Linked DNA regions of Homo sapiens: region 1 is linked to region 2. A link is a contact called in ENCODE Hi-C or POLR2A ChIA-PET data. All regions are on one chromosome and are shown on one strand. The core of a region is the stretch at or near the end of the contact, and the rest is flanking DNA. Distances in the headings are between cores, read along the strand shown.

Region 1 (3,861 bases), core at 1,320-3,819, 36 kb after region 2:
CTGTCACAAACCCTGACTTGAATAGAGAAGTGTGGATCTGGGGGATAGAAGGGAAATTCTGGATGAAGTATATGTCTTTTTCATGCTCAAGCAGAATGAGCATTCAACTCATTCTGGTATCTTTGTTAAAGGTCAGTGGCTCTGCCAAAATGGCCATTTCCTTCTAGAACAACCCTGGGAAGCACCCTTAGTTCAATATCTGATCAGTTTTTCTCTTGGATCTTTAAATTCCGTATATGAAGCTGGTCTATGCTTTTCACTGTCACTTAAGACACTGCACTGTCACTATCAGTCCTCGGTACCAAGGATTGTCTGATAATAAAAATTTTAACAATCTGATTGTGACTATAAATTGGTGTAGTCATTTTCAAGGTCAGGCTGACAATATGCATCAACAGCCATAAAAATATTTAGATCTGTTGATGTTGAAAAATTTAATTCAAGGATCACATGTTTGGTCAGTAATCAGAGATATAGTCTAAAAATCTATGGACAGATATATTCATTGCGATGTTGTTTACCATGGAGAAAAATTCTATACCTCTTAAATATCCCTCAACAACAATTAGAAAAAAAAATATGGCATATTCTTAAAATGAACATAGCCATTAATAATCATGTTATGACCGGGCACGGAGGCTCACGCCTGTAATCCCAGCACTTTGGGAGGCCGAGGTGGGCAGATCACGAGGTCAGGAGTTTGAGACCAGCCTGGCCAGCACGGTGAAACCCTGTCTCTACTAAAAATACAAAAAAAAAATTAGCCGGGCATGGTGGCACATGCCTGTGGTCCCAGCTACTCGGGAGGCTGAGGCAGGAGAATTGTTTGAACCTGGCAGGCGGAGGTTGCAGTGAGCCGAGATTGTGCCACTGCACTCCAGCCTGGGTAACAGAACGAGTCTCCGTCTCAAAAAAAAAAAAAAAAAATCATGTTATAAGAGAATGGGGAAATGAGGCTAAAATGCTACATAACATGAAAAAAGGTAGGATACGCAATTGAATATCCAGAATGATCTAGGTTTGTAAAAAGAGGGACAGTGTTTACCAATATATGTAGAAGCAGAGAAAAAAAAATACTGGAAGGGAATACATCAAAATATTAACTGCAATTTTGGCTGAGAATGAAGTCCATAAGGGTTTTGTGGGGTTTGTTTTTTATCATTGTGCTTTCCTATATTGTTCAAATTTCTTAGTTATTAAATATTGCTTTTGAAAATTAAATATTGTTTTATAAAAAATACTGTTTTATGAAAAATTTATTGAACTTTTCATAATGAAAAATTCACTTACGAAAATAATATTTCACCTAAGCTTGCTGATCCTTTTTTGTGTGTTTTGTGACGGGGTCTTGCTCTGTTGCCCAGGCTGGAGTACAGTGGTGCGATCACAGCTCACTACAGCCTTGACCTCCCAGGTTCAAGCAATCCTCCCACCTCAGCCTCCCAAGTAGCTGGGACCACAAGCACATACCACCATGCCTGAATTTATTTTTTATTTTTTATGGAAACAGTGGCATCTAGCTATGTTGCCCCGGCTGTCTTGAACTCCTGGGCTCAAGTGATCCTCCTGCCTTGGTCTCTCAAAATGTTGGGATTACAAATGTGAGCTACCACGCCCAACCTGATCCCTAATTAATTAATTAATAACATGAAATGGGGGCACAGCAACATGCTAATAGTCTAATCCACATGATGGAAGTGAGAATGTCAGTTCTAAGTTCCTCCTGTATTTTTTCCACTCTTCTGCTTATAAGAAGGTCATCATGATTACATATAACATATGCCATACAAAAAGCCACTACTGTTACTTTCAGGTATGATGAATAAAAAGATTGCCCAGGCAAGTTGAGCAGGAGATGGCTGCTCTTGCAGTCTAATTAAGGGACAATGTGCCACCACCATTCTCTTAACCCACTGAGAGAACACAGGAAACGCCAGCTGCCGGAGCAGAGTTGGAGAAGAGATGGGGTGGCAGCGGCTGGGGTCTAGCTGAGACGTCCTTCTGTTTTCTTGGGTTAACAAAGGGGAAGAGACAAACCTTTAGCAAATGCATCCAGCTCAGAGCACATTTAAGCAAACTCTGCGGAGTGTGAGGAGGGTGTCTGGTGGCCCCAGAGAGTGGCTATGTTGGAACCCATGGCTGTGGCCATCGTACTCTTCTATCTTCAGGAAACTGCTCACCTTGTGATCAGAACTTTGACATTATTGGCCACTGGGTGACCAGATGCTGTCCTTAATGGCACTGGATATGTGTCTATTGTCATTTACAAGAAAAGAAGCTTCAGCCGTTCCTTAGGCGATACACAGAGTTAACTTGTAAGGTATGATGTGAGATTCACATGAGATCATGTTGTCCTCCATGCTCTCTAATTATTCTTTGGTTGGTATTGGTCTCAGCAGGAGAGATTGCAAGTCTTCTGGTCTCACAAACTACCCCTCCCACGCCAATCCCATCTGCTCCATCATGGGGCATCATCTTGCCGTTGGTCAGCCATGTTCCCCTATCTCATACTGATGCTTCCTTGGAAGTCCCCGTGCTAAACCACATTACTTTACCCTGGAGATGCCCCAACTCCTCCCCAAGGCCTAGGTGAAGTGACTCAACCATATGTACACAGTATCCTCAGATGTACACAGTATCCTCTCCATGGTAGTGAATCTGTATACTAATTTATACATAATCGATTTATGGGTGTAAAGACTTCACAAATAACTAAACATACAAAATGTGAATTCTCCTTCCTTCTCCTAGCTTAAGATTAGCTCAAAGACAATGAAAGCTGTACTGTGCTGTGCAATCTTCTCACGACCCACACGAAACAGGAAGCTCCTGGGGGTTTCTCACAAGCATGTGATAGATAGTTGTGGTTTCAGTGCAACAGTCAGGTAGATTTTGCAGCCGGAAACATTCACACAAAACATCCTTTATGGCTTCTGTCCAACTCCAGTGTTAGTCAGATGCAGTCCCTTTTACACTTTGACAAAAACCATTTGATTTCTCACACTGTATTTATTTTTTCTTATTGCAATGTCTTGTCTGAAGATACCAGACAAAGGATGACAAACTGGAGCCAGCTGAAGTGCAGGGCCCTTTCTCAGCTGCTCTTAAGAATCCCTCTCAGCACTTTGGGAGGCTGAGGCGGGTGGATCACCTGAGGTCGGGAGTTCGAGACCAGCCTAACCAACATGGAGAAACCCCATCTCTACTAAAAATACAAAATTAGCTGGGCGTGGTGGTGCACACCTGTAATCCCAGCTACTCAGGAGGCTGAGACAGGAGAATCTCTTGAACCCAGGAGGCGAAGGCTGTGGTGAGCCGAGATTGTGCCATTGCACTCCAGCCTGGGCAACAAGAGCAAAACTCCATCTCAAAAAGAAAAAGAATCCCGCAGATTGAGCCATTTTCCCCTGAGCAATAATCCCTCAAGCTTCTAAAGACACCACTTAGAGAAGGAAGAGCCTCGCCCCACTAATGCAGCTGAGTGATGCCCTTTGGGAAATTAGGCTAAGAGGGAATACCTTTTAGCTGCCTTCTGTTATTAATCTGGTCTCAATACCAATCAATGTTATTTATCACTACTGAACAAGCATTAATGCAGAGTCTGAAAGGGGCCTTAAATCTCGTGTAGTATGCTCAGAATCCTAGGAATCACACTTTTAGATCCCAATGGTATTGGGTCAAGGTTTTCCCTTCCATGGCAGATGAAGTTCACAATTTAGGATGCATGCTCACAAGCTTTGCAAGGAGATTACACTTCCGTTATGAAGAAAAAAGCAAACAAAAAAGAAAACCTCTTGCACCATTAATTTCAACTGCAATCAAATTGCAAGATTTTAAGATGATATATCTTGCACAAAGGTA
Region 2 (4,067 bases), core at 193-2,692:
AGCCAGGGAAGGACTAGGAAAAGGTCAGGCCAGAGGAAACACAGATGTCAGAGATCTGAAAATTTGTGTGGGGCACTTCAGCTGGGCCAAGGCTGCAGCCTTCACCCTCCTGCATCCTCCTCCTCTTCTGACAAAGCCTTTATGTCTCAATGTCTTTTCAAAGGTACGGCAAAACCCAAGCACATTATCTGAAAGGGAGCCGACCAATGTTCCCTTCTTCCGTCAGGGGTATTGGCAGAGGCCTAGCCAAGTCTTTTCCAGGCCTGTGGGCGTCCTTCAGCATTCAGCAGCTGAGCGCTAATCAATTCCACTATCCTGTCTCCTGAAGGAGCAGAGAATTGGGAGTGGTTCTGAATCAATGTTATTTTTATGGAGTACAAGGGATGTTCCAAAAATGATTATGATTCAGATGTTTCTTACTAACCCACTCCCAAAATGCACTCTTGGGGCAGAAATAAATTAATTTTATGGTATCAAAAAAGATGCTCTGGTTAATAAACTTACTCTGAGTATGCAATCTGTCAGATCAACAATTAGATGATGGTTTAAAGAAGTCATAAAAAAAGAATCTCAAGTCTGAAAGCTCGTGTGCCTTGTGTTAAGTTCGTGCCACTAAGGGGAGGGATAAATGAATGTGGTGTTTGGAGAAAATTAATTTTGTGACTTTACAGACATTCCTACAGCTAAAGCTATTGAAGTTAAAGGGTATGTATAAGGTAATGGTTGAAAGGAATCTGTATATGATGTGACAAGAAAGACACAAAAGCTTAGAACATCTAACACAAAAGTAGAATAATTGCACATACTCAGAAAGCATACATGCATGTTGAAGATGCATGTTGCAAAGATAAATTCTACACTTAAAACAGTCCTGGGCTATGCATGAAATTCCTTCACGAAAAAAAAAAATTCCAACTACCTTTTTGTAGCCATAAAATGTACAAGCCAAAGGGCTAAAGAACTTTGCCACAAACACTTATTAGTTCTAGAATAAAAGTTCATGGTTTAGGAGGTTTCAGTGAAATGATTCGGTCAGAATATATTTCTTTGCAGAAAATGACTACTTACATTGCCAAACTCTTACTATGAATATGGTCAGTCTTTGGAGCCAAAATAAATAAATATAAGATGAGGGTCCACTACAGGAATTCAAACAAATAGGAAAACTTAGCTACTTGAAGTTGACACAGGAAGTCGACAGTTTCACATTCACAAACTAAACAGCCCTAGGAAATGAGAATGTATTATATACCAAAGACAAACACGAAAAAACATTTGCAGAATACCCAGAACAGTCCCCAGCACACAGTTTTGGTTTCCTGTAAAGCTGTCATCATAAACGCAGGAAATCTGGAGGTCTATTCTCCATCTGATTTTTAACATTATGTTTTATGAGAATGTTGCATTTGGCTGTACTTGTATGACTCTAATATGTATAACGGTAGACAAACTATGGCCTGTGAGCCAAGTCCTCCGGCCTGCCGCCTGGTTTTATACAGCCTGCAAGCAGAGTGGTTTTTACATTTTTAAATGGTGAAAAAAAATCAAAAGGAAAATAATATTTCATGACAAATGAAAATTAATTGAAATTAGGATTTCAGTGTCCATGAATAAAGTTTATTTGGAACATAGCCATGCCCAATTGTTTACATATTGTCTGTGGCTGCTTTTGAGCTCAAAGGGCACAGTTGAGTAGTTGTGACAGAGACCGTGTATGTGGCCTTCAAAGCCGAAAATATTTACTGGCTGACCCTTTACAGACAAAGTTTGCCAACCTCTTCTCTAATATGCAAAGGCCAGCAGAATCTGAAAGTGAACACCCAAAAGAACAATATGGAGAAACCAGAAGAGAGAAGAATGCACTCTTCTTGGTGAATCTTCCAAAGTGGCACTTGAGCCTCTCTTACACATCTGCACCGGCTCCCATGCTGTCCGGGCCACATCAGATCAAAGAAGGCAGCCCTCCTCACAAAAACCTCGCTATTCCTTCTGCTACTTGATCTGTGCAAAGCTCAGGTGTGGTTTGCCATTTGATCTGGAGGTTGGAATTAGTTCTTATTTTAGCTGATTTAGGTTACCTAGGTTACACCACAAATCAAAAATAGCTGAAATATCTGTGTAAATGAAAAACAAATGTACAGAGAGAGGGAGCAATCAATTTTCAGAAGATAGAGAAATGTTCTTTTGCATGGAGCCCCCATTGGTAATGAACTCCCTGGTGCTAAATGAAGGGAAGGAGGGAAGGGACTTTTGTGTCTCCCAGCAGGACCTCCAATCAGGCAACAGAATAGAAACTTTTCATTGATTGTAGGCCTTGGCAAAATTGAGGGTTGCCTGTTTGTACTGACACTTTGAAGTTCGATGGGTATTTTGGTAATAAACTCCCTTGTAACTTCACAGTAGTGAGATTATAATAACTTTGGGAGTTATCTCATTATATGTTTTGTGATTTTTTTTTTTGCACACTTTTTTTTTCTTCGAACTCTGATGAAAGTTTAGCTTCAAGGAATCATAAGTTCCAGAGGTTGATGAAACCAGTTATAGACCCTCACTGTTCCAAGTGGGTTCCATGAACGAGCAGCATTGGCGCCTTCTCAGAGCTTGTTAGAAATTCAGAATTTCAGCACCTCCCCCAGACTGGCTGAATCAGAATCTGTGTTTTAACAGGATTCCCAGATTGTCTGAGTATACATTAATTTTTGAGAAGCACTGGTGGAAAAAAGTGCATGAGACTTGGGGTCTTGGGGATCCAGTTCCAGATTGAACTGATGCTAAGTCACTGGTGACCTTGGGCAAATTTCTCACCATCTTTTTGCCTTGGTCATCTTCTCTTTAATGTGCGGCTAAATTCACTGTCTTAGTTCAGGCTGCTATAACAAAATACCATAGAACGGGCTTCTTAAACAACGACAACAAAAAATTATTTCTCATCGTTCGGGAGGCTGTAAGTCCAAGATCAGGGTGCCAACATGACTGGATTCTGGTGAGATCCTTCTTCAGGAGGAAAGAGGGTAAGACAACTTCCTGGGGTTTCTTTTATAAGGGCACACGTCTCATTCATGAGGTCTCTACCCTCATGACCTAATTTCCTCCCAAAGGCCCTACCTGCTAATACCATCACATTGGATGTTAGGATTTCAATATGTGAATTTGGGAGGGACATAAATATTCAGTTCATTAAAATCACCTTCCCCTACTTTTTGAACAATACTCTCGTCAAATGAGACAATAAGCATAAAACTGCTTGAAAAATTATTACCTCCACTGTGGTTGTGAGATATTAGGAATGGTAATGGCTAATATCTACAGAACCTCAACCATGAGTCTTGCTCTGTGCCGACTTCTGAAGATGAACTTTCCTTTCAGTCTCACTAAAACTCTCTGATGAGAGTAGTAACATCAGTTTTACCATACACGTGGAGAAACAGCCATTGAGAAATTAAGTGCCTCACCCAAGGTGACATATCTAGTTAGTTGTAAAACTGGAAATAGAGCCCCAAAGCCATGTCCTCATCCCCACACCATGCTGCCTCCAAAATACAATGTTGAAGAATGGCAACAAATACTGTTATTATCACAGATGCTAGTCTAAACACCACTACACAGTGAGGACAAAGGCATAACATATTTTAAATTCTTTTTTTGTACACAAAAAGGGAAGAAGAATAAACAAAGAGAAATTCCCTAGAGATGAATGGCCCAGAGAACACAAATAAACTTGAATGTGTTATCAAAATGGCAGCCAACTGGTTTCCATTGTGTTTGCCTCTAGTAGTTAAGTGTGAAACACTGACTAGCACATACAATAGGCAATGAGATTTCCCATTTTATTTCTGAGACTCATTGTATTTCTTACTTTCTACATTGAGTAGTTGAAGTCACAACGGAAGGAAAGTAAAGTCTTAAGAATAGAAAGTTACAGAGCTGACTGGAAATTTATAATTCAGTTCCAAAATGTTGGAAGTATAGAGATGTTTTGTACATATTGCAGGGTCTACTCTGATCCCTTTGGCAGCAGAAACATAAGGCTTCCAAATAGTTCTAAACAAATGTGCTTGAATTTAGAG

What was found. A loop is a pair of places that touch in the nucleus more often than their neighbours do. ChIA-PET counts read pairs that join two places held with the same protein, here RNA polymerase II (POLR2A). Pooled maps may share reads with other maps.
Region 1: a loop to region 2 is called in a map of PC-3, with 10 times the contacts of the local background. The contact joins two enhancer-like sites. A Hi-C loop is called at or near these places in 5 of 168 maps with a recorded cell type or tissue (CD4-positive, alpha-beta T cell, PC-3, endothelial cell of umbilical vein and 2 more), 1 of 37 single-sample maps with no recorded cell type and 7 of 50 pooled maps. POLR2A ChIA-PET finds 5 or more read pairs at or near these places in 13 of 52 experiments (CD4-positive, alpha-beta T cell, CD4-positive, alpha-beta memory T cell, CD8-positive, alpha-beta T cell and 8 more).

What each region holds. Positions count from the first base shown.
Region 1 is chrX:13,086,444-13,090,304 of GRCh38, reverse strand. The region is part of intron 3 of LOC105373133 (a long non-coding RNA gene); the gene reads right to left. Among named protein-coding and RNA genes, the nearest start is that of FAM9C, 44 kb to the right of the region's middle. RefSeq lists enhancers at 2,501-2,660, 2,731-2,950. Within about 2 kb of position 2,569, at least 12 of the 41 ENCODE cell types and tissues checked have a DNase peak (open chromatin) inside an H3K27ac peak, as active enhancers do; they include CD8-positive, alpha-beta T cell, PC-3 and natural killer cell, where a contact is called at or near this core.
Region 2 is chrX:13,121,304-13,125,370 of GRCh38, reverse strand. No RefSeq gene overlaps it. Among named protein-coding and RNA genes, the nearest start is that of FAM9C, 79 kb to the right of the region's middle. Within about 2 kb of position 1,442, at least 6 of the 41 ENCODE cell types and tissues checked have a DNase peak (open chromatin) inside an H3K27ac peak, as active enhancers do; they include CD8-positive, alpha-beta T cell, PC-3 and natural killer cell, where a contact is called at or near this core.